Regions from separate parts of the Mus musculus genome. Here all the other regions are linked to region 1. A link is a loop called in an ENCODE intact Hi-C map of the cell type or tissue named here. Cell type or tissue: heart. All regions are shown on one strand.

Region 1 (8,000 bases):
GGTGACTGAATCCATGGCTGGTTTTGCATGGTGTGGACCAGGTTCATTATTTGCAGGGCCAGTGATGCTATCAACAAAACACTTTATTCAAAGCACTCTCTTCAATAAAGGAGCAGCCATGCTGCCCGAGTACCCTCAGAATTAGGTTGTCTTTGTTAAGGCCACCCAGCTTTCTATAAATTGTATAGTTGAGACATTTGGACTTCTATTATCCCTAGACCATAAGACTCAAACAGGGCTGTCTGTCATATGGAATGTTCTCTCTCTCTTTCTCTCTCTCTCTCTCTCTCTCTCTCTCTCTCTCTCTCCCTCTCTCTCTCTCTCTCACACACACACACAGAGTTGTTTATGGCCTTTTAATTTTATCACCTGTATACTAGTTTCTTTAATCCTTCTTTCTCCCTAAAAATCAAAACAGGCTAAGTCAAAATTTTGCCTTGTAGAAGAGACTACAAATTGTTTAGCTATTGTTTCCTTAAAGACAGGTAGGAAGGAATAAACAGGAAAAAGGGAGAACAAACTATATTATTCTCCTAAACACCCTAAAAAGCAGTTGTGAAAGACACCTTGGAAGAGCATTTTTTCCCTCTGAAAAATCACCTCTATGGCCATCATTCTATACTTCTTAAAACCTGCCATGCTCACAAGTCCCATCTATCCCTAGATAGGCTGTGGGATACAACGTGGGCCACATCATACAACATCACATATAGGGCAAAGGCTGAAATTTAGCAAAAACAAACGGCTCCTGTGGAGCACAGACGAGGGGAAAGGCCTCTTTTCTTCTTGTTGTTGTTTTATGGTAGCATCGAAGATTAAACTCAAAGCTTCACATGTGCAACCATTGAGCTGCATCCCCAGCTAAGGGAATAGCCCAGGTGGGACTAAAATTTGAGACCATTCTGCCTCTTTCCCTTTACCATCTCCTACCAATATGTGCCACCATAACTGCCAGAGCATCCTCTCTTATAACCATAGATTTTTTCCCCTGGAGATCTCTTCCCCAGTCACGTGCATTTTATTTTGATCCTTGCTAGCGGTTTGCTACACTTTGTTCAGAGGTGATGAGCATCCATAGACATTCCATACTTCTGAAATATCTTAAGTAAAAATGTCGTTTTTAACTCTTGAAGATTGCGACTGCACTGAAGTCACCATTTCAAGCATGACTTAATTGGGCTAGGACCTGATAGGACCTGTGATATATCTCTGTCAGCATTTTTTTGCACAGGCTGCCAGGCCGTTCTGCCTTTTTGCTGGCTGAGATGGGTAGATGCTTCATTCCCTGTCAAGTCTCCCGGGAAGGAGAAACCTCCTTGGAACAACTCACCAGGCCTGGCTGAGTTAAAGCTTTTCTGTGCTGTCTGTGACTCTCTTTTCTCAGACAGGCGCCATCTCTATGCACAGCGCGCAGCTGGCAGAGCTCAGGAGCTGAAGAAAAACGACAAAGGGCACACTTTGAAACCAAGGTCACCTCCTGGCACCTGTTACTCATCGCCAGACAGCAGGGTCACCTCCACTGCTGCCAGGAGATTAGCATTTTAGCAAAGTAGAGCAAGACCCATGCAGCACCTACCTGAGTTCTTAAGCATCAGTTCTAAGTGTGCTCCCTCTTTCTTTAGGTGGCCTCAGAGAGACTTAACTGACTCAGCCTTGGTCATGCCCCTCGCACCCTCCATCTTTCCCTTCTGCAGTGTTTCTACTTAACTTCCTGAGCTACAACTCCCAGGATTTCTCGTCTTTGCTTCATTTATGTCTATTTATACTCCTGGAGGCAACTCTTAATCTTCAAGACACTTCTCAAACACTCTCCCTGCCCTTCCTGTGTTTAGTTATTGCTATCTGCATCTGTGTGTTCATTAGCAGCTCTGGCATGCTTACGCAGGATTTATAGTGCTAAAGAGTGTTTGTCGTTTGTCTCTACCTCTGGATTTAGTCACAGAGAAGGACCACGCCTATTTCCGTGCCCTCAGAACTCAGGAAAGCGGTTGGTGTCAAATAAATGAGAAGTGCTTCAAATTAAGACAGGGCGATAGTTACCGGCACTCAGAGAAATGCTTTCTTACAGTCCGTGTGGGTGGCGATCTAAAAATAAGCCTCTCAAGTCCAACTTCCAAGTCCAGCTTAGAAAACCTCCAGCACTTCCGCTGAACTCCGAATTCCTAGGCCCATCTGTGCATATTTATATCACTCCTGCTTGTCTTACAGAGCTTGAGGGCACGGAACGCCCTAAGCAGAATTCTAGATTTTATTTTTGAACCCCTGTCCTCATCTTTGATTTTTCTCCTTTTCAGTTAATGACATCATTGTACTTTTAGTTGCTGAAAGTAAATATTTTGCAAACAGCTCCAATAAATTTCTCATATAGTTGTACCTATTAATTGATTAACTAATATTAATCCAACCAACCATGTTGATCCATACCACCATGCTTATATTTATAGCAAGAGCCTGCTAACTGGGTTTCCTGCTTCCACCTTTGCCTGCTTCCTGCCTTCTCATGGTCTATTTTTAAAACAGCAAGTAGACCAGCCATTTAGTATGGTAAGTCAGCTTATAGTTTTTCTTTTCTCAAACGTCTCCATTTTGTTCCATGACCTTCCTCAGCACCTAAGCACTACCCAGAATATAGTAAGAATTAAATATTTGTCAAATGAGTAAATTAACATTTAAGTTTTAGTATGCAATAAATAAAAAAAACTAACCCAGATAAATACCAAGAACTTGCAATTTAAATTAAAGTATGCTACACAAACATTCCATATTCTTGTATATAAATATGTTTAAAGATTTATTTATTTGTATGTATGCATGTGTGCTACATGCCTAGCACCCATGAAAGTCAGAAGAGGGTATCAGATCCCCTGAAACTGGATCATAGACTGTTATGAGTCTCCATGTAGGTGCTGGGAACTGAACCCAGGTTCTCTGTAAGAACAGTAAGTGCTATAGACCATCGAATCATTGCTCCAGTCCATATAAGCATGCTTTGAATATCACCAAAAAGAGTACATCCATTTTGTCTAGCATTAAATTAATCACAAAACAACATTTTGGCCCTGGATGGTCACATCACATACTGGAAAATTGTGAACTGGATTTGATTTGAAAGTAGGGAATTGGATTTAATTGTTTTTCACATGCTCTTATAATGCAAGATGCTCATGGTGTGTGTGTGTGTGTGTGTGTGTGTGTGTGTGTGTGTGTATGTGTTGTGTGAGTGTTCATGAACACCCATTCTTTCTCTGTCTCTCTCTATCTCTGTCTCTCTCTTCAAATACAGTCTAGACTTGCTTTTCTGGAATACCATTTGATCTGTTTCTTTAAAAAAAATATCTTAGTTAATTTAATAGAGAATTTGGGAAATGACCTTGACTGAAGAATCCAGTCATTGTAGACAAAACAGGAGTCCCATGGAAGAGAGGACCCAGCCTGCTGGGTTGAATGGTTTAGGGAGAAAATGTGCTAGGGACTGGCTTGAGGGGATAAAGCTCCTTTTTTTTTTTTTTTTTTTGTCAAGGACTAATCTTTTTCATCCCCCTTGAGACTCCAGCCAGGGCGACTGAGCACAGTGTCCTTGACTCGGAAAAGTCATGCGGCCAGGGAATAAATTCCCAAGTGCAGCTCATTCACACTATTTGAAAGGTTGTGTTCGTACTGGGGGGGGGGGGGGAAAGGCTTTCACACTGAACTTGTCTGTGGCACGTTGTTCTGAGATATATTTAGACAGGCAGCTAATGGGAAGTGAAGTCATTGGCGTCAACCTGAGCAGTTTTGAGTGATTAGGTGAGAACATTGCACACCTGGCCTTTGAGCAGAAAATTATAAAAACAAAATATGAAAAGTATAAATCTTCACCTTTTAGTATTTCAAACTAAAACTGAATTTGCTTTTCAGAAATCCTTATAAAGTAGGTTTCGGGCACAATAGTTTATAATCTGCAGTTACTTGCGTGTGACCTTTAAATTCTCCATGTCAGAGTAGGCAAACTGGCTGCTTCTCTACTTTAATACTTTCCACTCCTTCGCTATCAGAAGACTGCTAATGGGGGATCGGATGTCTCAGCTTCAGCCCAGCAATAACCTTCATCACACATTGTTCAGAACAATTTTCCAACTCATTGACAACATTCTCCAGTTTCTGTTGAGCGATTTCACAAATTGCTTCCATCCTCCTGGCCCCAAACAATGGGTCTTCAACGAGTAAACAAATATTTGCTGCCTGCTTCTATCAGGCCCAAAGCCAAAGTTAATAAAACGCTAATGCTCACCAGAGCTCATGCAGCTCCACACAGACTCACTTCTAGACTGGTTCGTGTATCTTTGATGATCAATATAATGCATAGAAATGGTTGTACAACATTAAAGAATCCTAGAAATATCACTGAAAAAAATTCTCTCTTCCTACCTTAACCTACCACACACACACACACCACACACCACATGTGCATGAGCTCGAACACACACACACACACACACACACACACACAGAGTATGAATTTTCCTAATGCCTAAATTCCTAATTTCCTTCTTCCTTTACCCCTACTGAGATCGACACACAGAACTTATGTCAGCTCCCTTTAAAAATTTGCCTCTTGGTACTCCAAAGCAGGAATGTGTAATCTTTTATTCAGCTGTCTTGTTGTTGTATGTTTAGCTTATTAGCAGTTTTTCAAGGTCATTAGTAAGAGACAAAAGTGGAGAGAAAGCAGGGTTTAAGGGACAGGAGGAAGATGAGTGTCAATGTATGCCATTATGCAGTTTAGGAACTCAGTGTTGGAGCTCAAAGGAGACTTTTTGCCAGCTATTGATAACTGAGAGGGGAGCTCAGGCTACTGTACTTCAGATAGAATGCTGGCAGGTCCACGTGTAGGCTGAAGGTCAGAGAAACTCTCTTCTACTCAAGTGGGCAAAAAGGGCAGAGACCTGCAAATATGGTCAAAGTATTTGTAAATATATTTTGAGTCTGAGATTTATTGCTGGGCACATGGGGCTGGGAGGAAGAAGCTGACCTAACTTCTAAACATCTTTTTAAAATTTTTACCAGTCCTAGTCTTAGGTCAGAGGGTGGGAAGTAAGAAGTAACAGGACAGTTGACACTCCAGATAATCCCTTTATTATATTAGCTAAAGATCCCTGTCATTCAGACTGTATCATTCCTGTCTCTTCCTAGTTGATTTCACTTCTAAACTTTTGGTTGTTTCTTCCAAATTTATGGGAAAAAAAGCCTTCCTCTGCTCAGGTTTGAGGGATGGCAAAATCCTTCTTATAGTCCAAGTATGAGTGCTGACAAATGATTGACCTTTAGCTAAAACCAGTGCGTGCAGAAACTACTGACCACAAATTCTTTCACTCAGATGATTGGAACCTGAGACTGCTCCCTGATAAAGAATGCCTCCTGGGATTAGCTAGTTCGTGTCCTTCATGTTCAGCTGTGGACAATATAACTCACCTCTTATATTTAAGTGTACAAAATAAAAATATTGAGTTTCCAGACTGCTACTAGTATGTTTCCATTAGAATGCATGACCCCACCTAATCCCAGCCTCTTTGTATGTCTGTCTGTGTGTATGTTCTTTCTTCATTCCCTCACTGGCCTCAGCAGGTTTCTAGGACCCAGCTGCATAGGTTTCAGCTCATCATGACCTTCCTCTCTCTCTTTCTGAGTCCCACCTATATCTTAGGTGACCTTGTTCATAGTGTGCATACACAGGAAGACAATGGTTATGGCTCTCAGCTTCAAGTTCAGCATTACTCCTTCCATTCTGTGAGCTTCAAAATCCACACGTATGTTCACATTAATATATCCCAAGTCCACGAACCCACACGACCTTCATTTTCTCTCTTCTCATCCCCTGATATAACCTTTGCAACCTCATCGTGGTCCTCTTGTAGGTAACCAAGGGCCAGCGCCTGGACCTCAATATATAAATGTTCATTTTGAGAGTCTCCTGGCTGTCACTGGCATCCTGTGCTCAGCTTCCTTCACTTGCCATCGGATTTTCAGGGGTCTGCCCTTTGGCTTTCTGTGACTCAGTTTTCATGGGGCTCTAGAGATAACTCTCTTCTGACAAGATCTTCACTTCCTAGGTCCAGGGTCTTATGTGATTTTATATCTTGTGTTCTCAAATCAAAATAGGAGAAATTGACTTTGGTAGCTGAAAGTTTCAAATAAAGTGATGCTGTGGAATAGAACACTGGGGGTGGGAGTAATAATCATGACGGTACTTTTGTTCTTTCTACTGGTTTCAGGAGTGACATTCTTTCCTTTTGCTAAAAGGAAAACTGCAGTGCCATGCTAACAAAGCAAATGTTATGCATCCCATTCAGAGGCAGGATCCTATAAAAGCTCAGAGTTCTGATGTTTGAAGCTTATTCTGTATGTGATATTTTGTTGGCATTAAGCACCCATGTGTATTCCAATGGAGGTTTGAGTGAAAACCTAAGGTTTTACGACCCAGAAAACTCTGTCCTTGGGGATAATATTCAAGGAACATCATGATCTTCCATTGCCCGTGAACCAGCCTAAAAGTTTAAGCAAGGGCATGATTTGCAAAATACCAGCTCTAATTTTAGAAGGAATAAGATGGGGAACAGGCAGAGATGTGAAGTTTAATCAAAGTGCTATCATTTGGAGATGTTAATGAGCCAGTTATCAGGGACCTGGCAGGTCTGGCACATTTGACCTCATTATCTGGGGAGGCACACGATGTTGGATCCAGGCTTCTGGTCACCAGACAGGTGATCCAGAGCCATAGCTGCTGAAAGCCTGTTGGAAACACAATTCCAGGATTCAAGAGGAGCCAAGAAGCCTCTCTACACACTCCACATAGCATGTGATAATGATGTCTATCATACCAGAACAGCACCTGCTTTTTCTCTGACCATTACGCTTGGTACTTGGAGGCTGCAGTGCATGACTCATTATGCAGTAAACACAATATTTATCTTGATTTTAGATTTTTACATTTTTATTTCTTTTGAGAATTTCATGCATAACTTTTATATAATTTCTACCCCCTCTGTTGGCATATTTTTAAATCCTACATTATTGGGTTCTTATATCTCTACCTCTCTTCCAAGCCTTACTTCATCCTAATCCCTTCCAACGCCCTCCTCCCAACACTAGGTAGGAGAGAAAGAAATTTAGAGGGGAAAGGGTTCTCTGCTGATTAGGGGCATTGGATCTCTTGGAGCAAGTCCAATCTTTGTCATCAGAATATCTGACAATGCAGCAAACAAGCAAACCAGCAATCCAGCAACATGAAAAGCAGTAGTAGCATCATTAATAGTGTGAGCAATTGGTGCCTGCTTATGGGACTGGTCTCAATCGATCATTGGTTGGCCATTCCTTCAGTCTCTGCCCCATCTGTGCCCCTGCATTTCTTTTGGACAGGACCGATTTTGGATCAAAAGTTTTGTAGGTGGGTTGGTGTCCCCATCCCTCCACTGGAGGGGGGGTCCTGTCTGCTATTGGAGGTGGTCTCTTCAGGTTCCTTTTCCCCACTGTTGAGCATTTCTGCTAAGGTGACCTGCATTAACTCCTGGGAGCTTCCCTCATCCCAGGTCTCTGGGACTTCCTAGAGAAACCCCCAACCCCACCTAGCTCCCCAACAGTTGCATATTTCCATTTATTCTACTGGCCCTCTGGGACTCTTTCCTGTCTCTCCCCATGACTGATCCTGTCCCCTAACTCCATTGCCCTCCCTTCTCCTTCCCAGGTCCCTCCCTCCCTCTGCTTTCCATTACCATTTTGTGCTTATATACAGGAGCCTAGCAGAGCAGCCCTTTGAGAGGATCTACCCAGGAGCTGACTGAGACAGCTGTAGATACCCTACAGACAAACACTGGACAAAGTTCAGAATCCCCTATGGAAGACGTAGGGAAAGGGTTGAAGGCTCTCAAGGAAATGGGAAGAAGAACAGTATCAACTAACCTGGACTCCTGGGAGTTCCCAGAGACTGTACCAACAACCAAAGAGCATATACAGGCTGGGCTGAG
Region 2 (8,000 bases), 120 kb before region 1:
ATTGTATTAACAAAAGCATGGCTTTGTTTTGTTTTGCTTTATTCTGTTTTGTTTTAAGGTATCTGAACAGTGTTTGAGGCCAGTAGATGGCTCTCTAAGCGAGCTTATTACAGATTTCTTTTGTGCTTTTCCCTTGTCCTGTATGATCTAGACTCATGCCCCCAGGTCAGATGATCCGGATTCTCTATCACTTTCCTCTCCTACGTTCTTTGTTGTTGTTGTTATGGTTTAGTTTCTGTTTGAGTATTACTAATTACTTATTTAATGAACTTCTTTACTAATATATTAAAGAACTCCAAGTTTCTTTTATATGTGAGTTCTGATCCTGTTCCATTTCACTGAGTTTATGAAGTTTCCTGGGCATGGAGGAGCTCTATGGGATCTAGAGTTATGTTCCTTCTTTCATATCTGGCATTAGTCATTTCTGTCACCTTTAATTGCTTTCTCCTGGCCTACCTTAAGAATTACTGATTTGAATTTTCTCTATCTTATTTTTAATTTCATTGATTTTTTTTTTTTTTGCTCTACTTTTCCTTTTTTACTTTGGATTTAACTTTCTCTAATTTTTCTAGTTCACTATAATTGGAGATTTAGTTGATTAATTTTACATCTTTCTTATTTATATTCTTGGTATAAATTTCCTTGAGCACCACTTTATCACACAGTTTATTTATTTCACAAATTCTCAGTTATACTTTAGCTGAGACTTTTTATATTTCCCTCTAGAGTTCCTCTTTAAGTCATATATTATTTATTACTGCTTTATTTTGGGATGTCTCAAGTGTGTGTGTGTGTCTGATTTCTAGTGTAACTTACCTGTGTTCAGATAGCATGTATTTTCATGAGTTTTCAGCTTTTGGGATGTGATTTATGAACCAGAATGTTGATTTCCTGGTAACTGTTTCAAAGGAACTTGAGAAGTGTGTGGTGCAGGAATGAGTAATTTATGTATGTCAGTCATCTGGCTGTTTGATGCGAGCAACTGTGTCTTCATTGCCATTCTGCCTTCTGTGGCTTGCCATCCCTGACGAGCCTGAAAGCCTCCAGTGACTATAGTGGATTTATACTGACTATAGTATTTCTTCTTGCCATTCTGTCACCATCCCTCACTCCACCCCAGGTATTTTGGTACACTTTTATGCTAAAGACTGTTTTGTATTATTAGATAAGGGCTTCTCATATAAGACACATTGATGCATTCTGGCAATCTTTGCCTTTAAGTTGGTGCATTTAAATCAAGGATGTTTATAGTGATTGTGGGTCTGATTGATTTAATAAGTTATCATGTGTGTAAATATTTTCTATCGTGTTACTCTGTTTTGTTGTAACACAGTTTTTCTCTTCTGTCATTTTAATTAAACATTTTATATGAATATTTTCATCTTATTTTAATAGTTTTTTTTAATGTTTGCCCTAGACCCTGCATACACATTTGTAACTGATCTTAAGTCCAGTTTCAATAGCCCTGATAATAAGAGTGTTATATATGTTATTTAGTAAATAATGACAGCTATATTCCCGGGCCTTGCTTTAGCACTCTTGTTCTTTTGTCTCTTTGTCTAGTTAGCCTTACTTGATGAAGCCTAGAGTCATCTGAGAGGAAAGTCTTGATTGAGTTGCCTAGCTCAGATTGCTTTGTGGCCATGCCTGTGCAGTGTTGTCTTGCTTATTAAAGTAGAATATTATGAACTGCACCATCCCTAGGTAGATGGTCTCGAACTATGAATGAAATCTAGCTAAGCATGACCCTTATACTGAGCCAGAGAGACTGCCAGCAAGCAGTTTCCTGCCTCAGTTTCCTGTCTTGGGTTCCTGCCTTGATTTCCCTTAATGATGGATTCTGACCTGGAAGCATTAGGCAAACACTTTTCAATTTGCTTTTGGTTAGAGTGGCTTATCTAGCAACAAAGTGAAACTAGGACCCTTCTTTGCTTTCCTGCCACCAAAACTAGGTACAAGCCTAAACGTAGAGAATATATAGATTTATAAAACCAAAAAAAAATCAATTTATTTACCTAAAACTATTTCTGTGTTGTTATTTTTTAGAAATTGAGATTCAACTCAGTATTGGGGGTTCTATTGTAATGTCCCCAAATATTTTCAGTTTTCCTTTTTATTTCTGTCTTGTAACCTATCACACTCTGTGTGTTCTGTCTTTGCTTTAATATTTGTTCCAGGATATTCTTCTTTGTTCTTGGAAGATGTCTTAGGGTTTTTATTGCTGTGCTAAAACACCATGGCCCAAAGTACTTTAAGAGGAAAGAGTCAGGGCAGGAACTCAAGACAGGAACCTTGAGACAAGAACTGAAGCAGAAGCCTTGAAGTAGGCTCCTGGGTTGCTCAGTTTGCTTGCTTGCTTTCTTCCTTCCTTCCTTCCTTCCTTCCTTCCTTCCTTCCTTCCTTCCTTCCTTCCTTCCTTCCTTCCTTCCTTCCTTTCTTTCTTTCTTTCTTTCTTTCTTTCTTTCTTTCTTTCTTTCTTTCTTTCTTTCTTTCTTTCTTTCTTTCTTTCAAATTATTTATTTACATTCCAGTCATTGACCGCCATCCCTGGGTCTCATCTCCTACCAATTTGTGGATATTAGCCAAAAAGTATAGAATACCTAGGATATAGCCGATAGACTGTAAGAAATGTAACAAGTAGAAAGGCCCACGTGAAGATGCTTCAGTCCCACTTAGAAGGGGGAAGGAGGCAGAGGGAAAGAGGGATCTGGATGGAAGCAGGGAAAAGGGGAACAGGATCAGATATGGGGGAGCAGGAGAGAAGCCCAGAGGGCCAAGAGAATGAATGGTGATAAGCAGCCTGGGGTTGGGGGTGAGGTGGATGGTGGCAGGAAGGGGGATCCTCTAAAGAGTACCAGAGACCCAGGAAGTAAGACACTCTCAGGACTCATTAGAGGTGACCTTAGCCAAAATGCCCAAGCTGGGGAGAGGGAACTCAAAGAGTCAGTTTGCTTTCTTACTTTCCCCCATGACCACCTACCTGCACATGAATGCCAATACCCACAGTAAGCTAGACCCCTTCAGTCAATCATTAATCAAGACAATCCCTGCAGGCTTGTCTATGGGTTAGTTTTATGGAGTTATTTTCTCAATTAAGATGCCCTATTCCCAAAAATATGTAGGTCTGTGTAAAGTTCACACACACACATACACACACACACACACACACACACACACACACACACACACACACAAACCAAAACAAACAAAAAAAATCAACACAGCAGAATTCACCTATTTTTAAAGAAATGTCTCAAAAGCCACTACCCCAGTAAAGCACAGTTATTCATTTTCCAAATGTCTCTTCATTTCCCTCTTGCTCAGTGCTTCCTCTGTACTTGATGTGGCCTTTATTTATCCACCTTGTTATATTGGTTCCTGTGCTTTAGTTGTCTAAGGCTTCTCCTTTAAAATTTGAATTCATAAAGGCTAATGCCAGAGTATGCAACATTGAAATATTCCTGCTCACAATTTGAATGGATGCCTGTCTTTTAGCCAAACCATAATGCCTTAAGACCTTGTTCAAAGTCACTTCTATATACTACCTTTCCCTAGCTACCATCTAGCAACAATCTTAGGATTTAGTCTTAATTGTGTTTTCTGAACCCTTTTCTGTAACTGTATTAGCTTTAAAATCTTCACCTACCAGAATATGCTTTGTAAATATATGTTGAATTAATAGCAGATTCTTTGTTAATTTAATACTCTACTTGATTCATCTGAAAGAATGCATATATTTTTCTGTCCATCCCTTCCAGATGTTAACACCAAGAGGTTCACCTTTTGCTATAGAAGAGTTTGCATCAAACCTTTTAAAATGAAAGAAACCGTATTGACCTTTTTTTTTTTCATTCTATGATTATGTTTTGAGCTCTAGTATGGTGCCAGGCATGATTTTAGACAAGTGTATAATCATTACCCTACTATGGACAAAAACCCTGACTTTATGAATCTTAGTTATTGAGCCAGTCTATTAAGGCTTATTGAGTTTAAGTAGTTGAAATGATTACTTATGAAGAAAATATTCATGCATTTTTTTTTGGAGACAGAGTCTTAACTACATAACTTGATAGATTTGATCTCCTACCCCTCTTTCTTTTGTTTTCAATATTGGAATTATAAGAATTTACCACCACACCCCACTTTTCCTTTGTGTTTAATTACCTCCTTAATAGTTTCACTTCTAGATGATGAAGGTGTGTAATACATTATTTCCGTTTTTGAGTATGCTTTTAAGCCAAATAGTAGCTGCCTTTTATTAAATTTTTGCTGTGTGCTAGAAGCTTGCATAGTTTTTGTTCAATAAACATTGCAAAATGGCCTTATTATTTGTATTTCATAGATGAGTAAACCAAGATTTAGAGGTACTGAAGTCCTTTAATCATGGTCTGTATCTAGGAAGCAGAGGGCTGGGGTCTAACATGAGCCCAGGCTGTTTTTAAAGCTTAACAGTGTTTATTGCACGGTAACCCTTTTCTACTTTGAAAACTGAAGACTTATCTACTGTTTTTCTTCCCAATAGCCTCAATACGAGAGCAGTTCAGGCCAGAGTCTATTTACAGAGCAGCCATTGTCCCATCCCCACCAAGAAGAACTTGAGCAAAAGCTAGCATCTACTGAGAAAGAAGTTTTGCAGCTCAATGAGTTTCTCAAACAACGAATAAGCCAATTTAGTGAAGAGAAGAAGAAATTAGAGGAGAAGGTGAGTATTTTGTGAACAATTGTGGTGAATCAATTGCTTTCTTCAAAACCTGTTCCAGGTTTTCTCTCAGGTTATACATTATAATAAAATACTATATGCGTCAACTTTCAAGAAACATGTGCTGGTGGCACAGATTTAAGCATCTAGTTGAGGAACAAAGTCTATTGTGTCTTTCTAACTAGTCCTGAAACTTTCTAAAAACCAATTGCCCCTACCAACAACTCTTCCCTTTCCTTATAGTAAATTCTTGTTTCTTGGTCTTACTGACTATAAAGTATAGGGAAATGAAATGAAGCCTATTTTTCGGAAGGACATTGCCTCAAGTTATTACGTTGAAGCCCCTTATTATGACTTAGTAGATTTTATGTGATTTATATGTGGTTTTGTGTATTTATAAAAGATCTGTGATCCACAAATGAGAGAAAATACTCAGTATTTATCTTTATGCATCTGGCTTATTTTACTTAATGGAATATCTCCATTTGTATTCATGTTCCTTCAAATGACATAACCCCAATCCTTATGGTTGAATTAGAGTTCATTATACACACACACACACACACACACACACACACACACACACCAGCAAGAGAGAGACAGAGATGTCTGTGATGAGTATGCATGTATGTATTAAAACATAGCATTGCCTTCTTCCATTCATCTGCTAATGGACACCTAGGATGATCCTTTAGGTCGTTTATTATGAATAATGCTGTAATAATCATGGCCTTGCAGGTATTGTGTTGTGTTGACTTAAGAGTTCTTCGGGTATATGCTCAGGAGCAGCATTGGCAGGGTTGTATTATAATTTCATTTTTGGTTTTTATGAGTCACTTCTATACCGATGTTCATAACGTCTGGGCTAAGTTACATTTCCTCCCCTTCTCCTTCATCCCCTCAGTGTATTTCTTCTCTTTTCTTTATGAGAGCTGTTCTGAGCAGGTGAGGTCTAAGCTCAATGTGGTTTTCATTACATATCCCTTATGTGCTAAGGGTGGTGAACCTATTGTTTTCATATATTTATTATCCCTTTATACTTCATCTTTGGAAATAGCCCATTCATTTCATTCGCCTGTTTATTGACTGGTTGTTTGTTTTCAACTGGTCTTACTTGTGAAAGTGTTTTGTGAATGTGAGATGTACAATTTAAAGTCAGTAGAATCAAATGAGAACATAAAATCTGAAGTTAAACCTGGGTTTACTGGGAATGCCAACTCTTGTGCTATAGTAGGTGTTAACTTTACATAATATGCAACACTAGGTGACCTCAGTGGTGAGACATCTTTATATTAGAGTTTAAGAAGGAAATGTGGGGGTTAGCACGCACTGGCTACTGCCTCAGCTGTGCGCGGTTCGCCATGTCGGGGGTCCCCGGTAAAGCGCCAGAGGATGGAGTCCGCCTTGGACCAGCTCAAGCAGTTCACCACCGATGTGGCCGACAAGGGTGATTTTAATGCCATCGATGAATACAAGCCCCAAGATGCCACCACCAACCCATCCCTGATCCTGCTGCAGCCCAGATGCCTGCCTACCTAGAGCTGGTAGAGGAGGCCGTTGCCTACGGCAAGAAGCTGGGTGGGCCTCAAGAGGAGCAGATTAAAAATGCCATTGACAAACTTTTTGCGCTGTTTGGAGCAGAAATATTAAAGAAGATTCCAGGCCGTGTATCCACAGAAGTTGATGCAAGGCTTTCCTTTGATAAGGATGCCATGGTTTCCCGAGCCAGGCGCCTCATTAAGCTTTACAAAGAAGCGGGGATCGGCAAGGACAGAATTCTCATCAAGTTATCATCAACCTGGGAGGGGATTCAGGCTGGAAAGGAGCTGGAGGAGCAGCATGGCATCCACTGCAACATGACACTGCTTTTCTCCTTCGCCCAGGCTGTGGCCTGTGCTGAAGTGGGCATGACGCTCATCTCTCCCTTTGTGGGGCGCATCCTTGATGTGGCAAACACAGACAAGAAATCCTATGAACCCCAGGAGGACCCTGGGGTCAAGAGTGTCACCAAAATTTACTACTACAAGAAGTTTGGCTATAAGACCATTGTCATGGGCGCCTCCTTCTGCAACACCGGTGAGATTAAACCACTGGCGGGCTGTGACTTCCTCACCATCTCCCCGAAGCTCCTGAGGGAGCTGCTCAAGGAGAACAGCAAGCTGGCGCCTGCGCTCTCCGTCAAGGTGGCCCAGACCAGTGACTCGGAGAAGATACATTTGGACGAGAAGGCCTTCCGTTGGCTGTACAACGAGGACCAAATGGCTGTGGAGAAGCTCTTCGATGGCATCCGCAAATTTGCTGCTGATGCCGTAAGGTTGGAGCAGATGTTCACGGAACGAATGTTCAGCGCTGAGAGTTGGAAGTAGTGCAACACCCGCGGCTGGACACCAGACCTGCACTGCCTTTGAGTTGGGTCCTAATTGCACATGGCCTGTGATGAATGAATCTTGCTTTTTTTAGTGATCGGAGACGGGATGGATCATAGGATTCTGATTTTATGTGAAATTTTGTCTAATTCATTAAAGCAGTCGCTTTTCCAAAAAAAAAAAAAAAAAAAAGAAAAAGAAAAGAAAAGAAAAGAAATGTGGTGCAAACTCACTTATGCTCACTTATGATACAATATAAAAATTGTATATATATACAATGTATAATATACAAATTGCTTGAAGTATGTAAGTTGGCTCACTTAGCTCCTTATTGCTTTTTTTGCAGGTTTTTAGTAACAAAATAACTGATGCATTTTGTTTTCTTAGTTCATAAACAGTATTTTAATATTGTTTTGAAAGATTATAAATTAGAATCTGTCCTCTAGAGATGAATATTTGCATTGATGTCGTAAAAATATTTATAGATTTGTTTCTATGCTTTTAGGGGGTACCCAATAACATTTTAACATACAGACTGATAATTAAATATTTTTAACACAATTTGAACTTAGTGCAGTTTAAAATGAGCATAATATTTTTAAGTCATAAAGAGATAAATAGCCTCACCCATATTTATATATTTATAAACAATAAAAATTATATTATTACTGTCACCTGTCTTAGTACAATTTTTAAAATGCCATCTATAAAAGCAAACAAATATCCTTCAAATTCTTTATTTCTGATATTTAAAAGTTTTGAGAAGAAAAAGAATCTTAGACTGGATTAAGGCAGATCTTAATGCAATTGATGATCTTTACTGTAACCTGAGACACATTGATAAATGATAAATTCACTGATACCCAAGAATGAAACATTGATTTTGTAATTTTTAGTAACTCAAAACAACTGAGGATTCATGTTTTTCTTTAGTT
Region 3 (8,000 bases), 86 kb after region 1:
CAAATCATGAAGCTCTCTGTGTGTTTTGAAACAGCATCCCCTCATGTCGTTTAGCTAATCTCAAACTCTACACATCTCTTCCTTCTGCTTCTGAAGTACTGGGTTTACAGCCACCTGTCACCATGTCCCGCACACCAGAGACTCTTACCCAGAGATCTTTGCACTAACGCAGAGAGGTCTGTGACCTGGATTATTGTCACTGCCCTCAAACTAACATTTAGCATTTGCTTAAACATTAATGCAAGCCACATGTTACACAGCACTCTTAGCAGTATTTGAGATTTTCACCAGTATAAAAGTGATAAGTTCATATCACAGATCTCAGTTATTGCGTCTTCTCATTACTGCTTTGAAATGGCAACCTTTATTAGATCTCTGTCTAGATGTCATGGTCCATATATTATTAAAATATTAAAATTTTAATATAAAATATTAAAATATTTTGGCAAATGTAGTGGTACACACCTTTAATCCCAGCACTTGGGAAGTTACTGAATGCTGATACATTTTCAGGTTGACTGTGAAACTTAGGCATCTCAGTATGTGGGGTAGAGCAGGCCACACACTTTGGTGACAAGCACACTTCCTGTGTCCTCTCAGGGGACAACTAGCTGTTTGTTGTCTATATGTAATCTAAATGTAAGCTTTTCTTTGATTCCATCTAGAATACCTCTGACCTGGCTGTTTTCCCTCACAGTTTGTTCTGATGTGATGAGTTTAAAATATCTTTATGGTATGGAGTTTATAATAGACTCACGTAGAAGGAACTTTGACCTCTCTCTGCCATTGTGGGAATGCTTTACAATTTGTCTCCAAATTTTCTATTCCTTCCACAGTATTTGGTAAATAGAAAATTTTAATGGGGTAGAAAATGGATGTTTGCTCACTAAACCTATTTTCTTTTCTTATTACATAAATGGCTTGACTACATTTCTCAACTTCTGTGTGGCTATGGGGATGAGTTCTGACCAATAGATTCGGGAGGCGTTTATAGACACTTATGGATTGCAGAGCTATATATGTCACCAGTCTATCTTACAAAAGACACACACCAAAGGCCTCGCTCAGATGCCAATAAACTTCTTATACTTGGAAAATATTTTTTATGTTATTATTTTGAGTATATGGATGTTTTGCCTGCATATCTACTTATGAACCACATGGGTGCAGTGTCCCTGGAAGTGAGAAGACAGCATTAAATCCCCTGGGACAGGGGTTACAGGCAGTTAAGAGATGCCACGTGGATGCTCTAAATGATTAAATCTGGGTCCTCTGGAAGATAGTTCAGTGCTCTTAACCACTGAGACATTTTCTAGCCCTTGGCTGGGAAATAAAATCAACATGGCTATTGCACACAAAACATCGTGGACGGTATATAAAGAGGCCAGACATGAACCTCTGTAGAACTTTATTTATAACAGCAGGTGTATGTCTCAAATGACATAATTTTTGATCCTTGCACTAGAGGATGAGTTGTGATAAACAAAGCCTGGGCACCTGAGAGGCTGCACGTGAAACCCAATGCTTAAAGCCAATGATCCTCATCTTAACTCATCCTACAAGAACCAAGTCTCAGGACAGGCTGTCCTGGGGATGTTGGGAACGGAAAAGCAAGTTACAATGCCCACTCTATCACCTTGATGATCCATGTGCATTGCCTTTGGCTTGGGATATAAATTTTTTTTTTTTAGTTTTACACTCATCTGACATGGTTTTATAGTACCCTTAAGTCTTAATCTTTAAATCTCACATTCCTAGTTTACATTTGGTCATGATGAGCTTAAAATCACTTTCTATCCTCTCTTTATCTTCCTTTTTGGTTTACAAAAACAAATAGAATGGAGTGCTTATGAGGGTATTTTTATAAATATGATGCGAAGAGTTACCCTCATGCTTACCAGTTGTCATGGGAAGAGGCCACTTGCCCTGGCTTTTTAAAGTAAAGCCACATTACTGAAATTGCTCTCTGCCACAGAGGATCAACAAGAGTTGCACAGCTCAGGATACTGACTGATATCTAATGAAAAATTCCACTCTTAATGAAAAGGTCCCATTACTGCAAACTATCTGGCGTGGGTACTCAGATGCTAAGAGCATTTGAAATTGCTGGTCTGTTTAAGTTTCTGGGGTTTAGAATCTCATCTTTTGAATTAATCTTCCTGTGACTTTTCAGCACTCCTGACTGCTTTGTAATAGGAAGGCACGTGACAATGAAGTGCCTGCACATAGTAGGCACAGGATAAATATTTGTGGGATGAAGTTGTGTCAAGTTTAAAGCGTGATAATATGTCATTAATATGAATCATGCTCAGAGTTATTAAATTTTACATGCCAAATCTCTTACAGCAACAGTAAAAGAGAATTCTCATTCTAACATGGGGGCTGTAACACTAGTAGCAGAATGGAGGGTCAACTGTCACAGAGCTCTGTCCGTGATCTTGAGGGAATCTAACCTTGGGTATCAGCATAGGCAATTATTAAGAGAATTTTCTAATAGCTTTATAACTCCTGGAGACCACAGGATAAGTTGCCTCATACAAGGATTAGACAAAAATATTCCGAATGTTTTCTAATGAGAACAGAAGAAACTCTACAACATGGGCCCTAATCACATTACACAGAACAGTTGAAGTCACTTTCTTGGATACATCATTTTAAAAGATATTTATTTGTCTGTTTAGTAGTGAATATTTGGATGGTAAACACGTTTAGAGTACAAATAAGGATTTATGGAGATCTTATAATTCTAGAGTGCTGTTCTTCAAACACGGTCACGTGTCGCTTCCTGATGTTCTCTGTGAAGAGCCATGTGACCTAATGACCTAAGTGGAATGCTTGAGAGAAACTAGAAGTTTATGGTATTAATTTTTCTCTATCGAATTCTAGGATATGTTATCAAAACTGTGAAGTCAGTACCTTATTAGGAAATCCATCTAAAGGCAAATTCCTCTAAATACTCCCAATCTAGGGCAATATTAACAAACCTTGAACTGATCAAAGGGAATTGTGGAAGCTGTTTCCTAGTTTAAGTTCCAGACAGAAAGAAGAATTCCCCACATTCAATATTTTTTTGTTTGTTTGTTTGTTTTGTTTTTGGTTTTCGGTTTTTGGTTTTTGGTTTTTGGTTTTTGGTTTTTAGTTTTTGGTTTTTGGCTTTTTGGTTTTGAGTTTTGGGTTTTGGGTTTTGGGTTTTGGGTTTTGGGTTTTGGGTTTTGGGTTTTGGGTTTTGGGTTTTTTGAGACAGGGTTTCTCTGTGTAGCCCTGGCTGTCATGGAATTCACTCTGTATAGCAGGCTGACCTCAAATTCAGAAATCTGCCTGCCTCTCCCTCCCAAGTGCTGGGATTAAAGGCGTGCATCACCACTGCCTGGCCCCACATTCAATCTTGACCACTATTTTGTTGAAGATTTTTCTGCACACAGTAGCATATTATTTCACTTTAATAACCTTCAAATGCTTTGTGTTTCTGGCTTATTCCTGAAAACATATTTAAGGAAGAAAGGAATCAAAGAATTCCATTAAAAATGACTATGTAATACATCTACATTTTTATGTGTAAGAACCCAGGTTTGGCTTTTCAAACATGAGCTAAGTTAGCAAGAACTCATATCAAACTGCTAAGGGCTACATATAGTTATACAATTTTAAAACCAATGGTAAAAGTTAATAGACTGAGGCAGGGATTACTGATCCTATACATTTAATGGGAGAAGCCTATGGTCTGTGGGCACTGCTGAGCAATAATGTCTTCCAATTTAATCTTCTGAAAAACTACGTACGGCAAACCCTCATCTTGAAGTCTAGAGAGAGTAAGAATCTACTCTAAAGAATATAGATTGAGAAATTCTACCCCTGGAGTGCCAGGTATCTGAGGTGGAATGTGTGCCTTCATTGTCCAGACATGGTTTCTGAACAGGGCGTCATCATGCTCCAGCTAGCCTTACCTGAAGATCAGGGTATTCTGTTTGTCTCCTGTGACTATTAATAGTTCCTCTGTGGTAACCAGAACAATGGCCCCCCCCCCCAACAATGTGTCCCAACTCCTGAATTCCATGAATATGTTACTTAGCATGACAAAAGAGATTCTGCAGATAGCATTAAATTAAGGATTTTGCAACAGAGAGATTGGGTTAATGGATAAGCTTACTGTAATCCAAAGGTCTCTAACTAACTAGTGGTCAGATTTGAAGATACCATACTCTGACTTGGAAGCTACGGAAGGGACCAAAAGACAAGGAGAATACAGACAGTCCTTAGAAGCTGGAGAGGAGATGGGACCAGCTCCCCCCCACCCCACCTGCCCAAGAAGCAACATAGATACCCAAATGTGATTGTATTTCAGTGGGCTTGCTGACTTTCAGGACTAGAAGACGTTAAACCTTCTGTAAGCCATTGGGTTTGTATAAGTTATTGAAGCAGAAATTTTCAATTTGTAAAGTACCCTGTTTACACAACACACACAGAGTTTGTAATATAAAGCTTTGACCTTGAGAAGCCAAGACTATCAAATTGAAAAGTTTTTTTTTATGTGAGTCTCTTCCTGGGTCTGGTTTTAAGGGTCTCTGAGGCTACGTAAGGCTCTTTTTCTAGCCTTTCCATGACTTGCTACAGATTTACTATTCTGGATTCAATAATGCTGTTAGGGAAATAAAGAAAAGAAGCACAGAGCCACTTTCCAAAGTCGTAAATGCAGAGATTGCATGAGCCCCATTCCATCCAGATAGTCTCATTTAAAATCAAGACATTTGCTTTCCAGAATGGAAGGCTTTCCTGTCCAGTCAGCACCAAGACAGAGATGCTGCTGTGGGCTAATGGGTGGGAGAAAAAATGACTTTTTTTTCCTGAGGATATAAAGTAAGAAAAAGCGAATAATGAATGTTGGGCAGGAGAGCTTCATTTAGTCATTTAGTTCTGCATGGGTAAGCAACATCTGTGAGAAAGTTGCCTTTCCTCTCAACTTACGGACATTTATGACCATACCAGAAGGTGGTATAAACACATCATGATGAAGTGAGAGGATAAAGTCTTAACTGCAGGCTGTAGTAAAACCTAATGAGATTTCAGAGGTCATTGGTATAATCCCCAGCACTAAAGCACGAGGCCCTCTCCACTCCTTCTCCTATATGTACATCCTGACTCTGGCAGTGATGGAAACGGATTCCTAGGACAGTCAGGTTCCCATTTGCAATTATTTCTTTCTGGCAGTGTTCCTATTTACCAGTAATCATTTTATTGGTACCACTTGGCCCTAGCTCTGTTTTCTTGTGACCACAAATAGTTAAGTCTAAACCATGTAGACAGTGGGAGGTGCTGAAGCATCAGATGCATAGATTGCCTGGATCAGTGAGACTGGAGGCTAGACCAGGATTCTGAAAACTCTTCCCAAGAGGCCATAGTTGAGAACTACTTGATTGTGCTCACTTTTATCCTTAATAATTAAATTTTTAAAATTTACTTTACATCCTGATCATAATCCTCACCTCTTCTCCTAGTCTCATCCTTAAAATTCCCTCCTCCTCAGAGAAAGGGGACACCCTCCCTTTTGGTACTACCCCACCCTACAGAAGTAGACATATACTCTCTCACTGAGGCCCAATTGGGCAGTCCAGTGAAGGGAAGGGGATATAATGCTAGGGAACAGAAATGGAGACAGCCCCTGCTCCACTTCTTAAGCAGACCTGGGGTGTTGGCTCTGCACCCACTTCTACAACACCCAGAGGGAGCCCTACTCCCAGGTGCTCTGAAACACTCAGGATCACAGGTGAGCCCACAACATCTGCCCCAACACCTGGACTAACTGGGACTTACAGGATCCAGGGACACAGGAACCCATGCCCAGCCAATGGCATGGGTTCCTTCTGGTTTGAACCTGCACCCAGAACAGTCTTGGCACTGACTCCACACCCACTCCTACAACACCCAGAGGGAACCTGACTCCGGGGTACTCTGAAATGCCAAGGATCACAGGACCACAGGATCACAGGATCACAGGATCACAGGATCACAGGATCACAGGATCACAGGATCACAGGATCACAGGATCACAGAGACAGCTGGACTTTGAGGAGTTCTGACACAGGATCACAGGAAGGAAAGGCTCCAGTCAGAGACAGCAAGGGCAGTTAGCATTTATGGAGGGTTTAACATCTTCTAGTCCTGAAAATCAGCAGGCTCACTGAAATACAACCACATATGCCAACTCTGATTGTTAATGGATGCAGCAAATGTGGTGTTAAGAGGAATAACAGTGGACCTTGGCACACCATATTCAATTAGTCATGCCTACCCCTGTGAAGATGCATGTAGAGTCTTTGTTGTATGTTGAATGAGAAATTCCCTCCCCCGCCCAGACATATATATTTGAGGACTGGATCTAGAGTTAGTGCTGTTTGGGAAGGTGATGGAACCACTGGGATGTGAAGAAATTGCCTTGCTGAAGAAAGTATATCACAGAGGAGGGCTTTGAGGGTTTAGTAGACTGGCTCCTGTTTCACTTTGTGTTGTCTGTGTGTCCTGGAATTTGATCATTGCACTTCCTGAATGCCAGGCCACGCTTCCCTCACGTGAATGGACTGGGTTCACCCTCTGAACTGTGAGCTAAAATAAACGTTTTTTTCTCCAAAGCTGTTTTTTGTCAGTGTGTTTTATGACAACAGGAGAGTAGTCAGTGCAGTGTTGCCTTTGAAGAGACAGCAATCTTTAGAGGGATCATTTCTTCGTTCTTCCAGGGCTGATATATTGACTGCATCTGCTTGGCACAAGTCATCTCTCTCTCTCTTTTTTTTTTTTTTCTACCAAACCATAGTAATTTAGTTAAGAAACTTCCTTGAGGAAACACAATGGCCTTTTTCATTCGTGTTTGCAAGTCAAAACTTCTGGGATTATGTCACTTCCACAGAGAACACAATCTACCAAGGGCTTTGGTAAAATATGTTTTGTAGCTGCAGTTTGGGAGTTGGATATAACTTTCTAATCTCAGACTGGAAAGCATACCTTCTAGGTTGAACTGACCTCCACTATTAAAGAGCTTATCTCCCCATAGCTCTTGCTGACCTTTTGTTGGCAATTGTCCCTAGTCACTGGTCTCTCAGGACAAAGTGCTGCCTTTATTTTGAGTTTAAATATGAATTTGCAAAATATGGATCTCCACCTAGAGCTGGATTCCCATTTACCACATAAAGTCAAGACCCTCACCCACACTAAATCCCATAACACCCCCACCAGCACTTGATATTCCTAAATTGGTATTGTCACAGAGAAACCCCGATTCAACGTACCTTGTAGTGGAAGAGAAAGAGTCCACAGAACAGGCTGTACAGATCTGCTGTGAGCAGAGAAAGGTTGACCGAGGTGGCACTCGTTTTCTTTATGACAACTGGCATAAAGCTGTAGAGACCAAACATGCAGGCACTAAAGCCAACATAGAGCAGTCCTGGGGAGTAAGGAGAAGACAGTGTCAGGACCTTTGTGGGGCATCTTCAGTATCTGGACTTAGAGGATAAGGGGAAGGGATGCATCACCCAAGACTCACTAAAGGTGCTTTCTTTTCTTTCACTGTATTAAATGGTGTTTAATATGAGCTGGCACATAGATAAAACATAAGTGAGAACCTAAAACTTATGCTTGGAAAATATACATTCTGCTTCTTCCCATGGAGCTGAGAAAGGATACTTCTTGTTTCTCTCCTCTCTCTCTCTCTCTCTCTCTCTCTCTCTCTCTCTCTCTCTCTCTCTCTCTCTCTCTCTCCTCCTTTCCTCCTCCCCCACCCCTGTGTGTGTGTGTGTATGTGTGTGTGTGTGTGTGTGTGTGTGTGTGTGAGCACACACAGGCACACATCTGTGGCAACCAGAAGGAAGTATCAGACCCCCTGGGGCTGGAGGTGAAAGCCATTGTGAGCCCCCCAGTATGGGTGGCAAAAAGCACATACCAGCCCCTCTGCAAGAACAGCAAAGCTCCCTTAGTTGCTGAGCCACCTCTTATGGCTTGCCTATGTATTTCAA

What was found. A loop is a pair of places that touch in the nucleus more often than their neighbours do. Peaks named below come from ENCODE experiments on the same cell type or tissue, not always from the same donor. Only the 100,000 strongest peaks of a DNase experiment are listed, where the experiment ranks them.
Region 2: it touches region 1 in a loop (3-fold over the local background); 2 of 42 quality-filtered maps call a loop at or near these places.
Region 3: a loop joins it to region 1, with 2.2 times the contacts of the local background. A loop is called at or near these places in 2 of 42 quality-filtered maps.

What each region holds. Positions count from the first base shown.
Region 1 is chr10:53,174,915-53,182,914 of GRCm38, reverse strand. It overlaps Gm40649 (a long non-coding RNA gene), which reads right to left and starts at 1,750. Exons shown (of 3, transcript XR_871648.1): 1 at 1,577-1,750; 2 at 1,331-1,431. In heart, no CTCF peak of the experiment used is centred here; DNase peaks (open chromatin) are centred at 3,634 and 6,744; H3K27ac peaks cover 6,105 bases.
Region 2 is chr10:53,298,204-53,306,203 of GRCm38, reverse strand. Cep85l (centrosomal protein 85-like) reads left to right here. Exons shown (of 13, transcript NM_001204983.2): 6 at 4,523-4,702; 7 at 7,999-8,000. It also overlaps the pseudogene Gm17823. Among named protein-coding and RNA genes, the nearest start is that of Gm19395, 22 kb to the right of the region's middle. In heart, a CTCF peak has its summit at 75 (motif pointing right); no DNase peak of the experiment used is centred here.
Region 3 is chr10:53,088,770-53,096,769 of GRCm38, reverse strand. Slc35f1 (solute carrier family 35, member F1) reads right to left here. Exons shown (of 8, transcript NM_178675.4): 7 at 7,278-7,432. Among named protein-coding and RNA genes, the nearest start is that of Gm40649, 88 kb to the left of the region's middle. In heart, no CTCF peak of the experiment used is centred here; no DNase peak of the experiment used is centred here.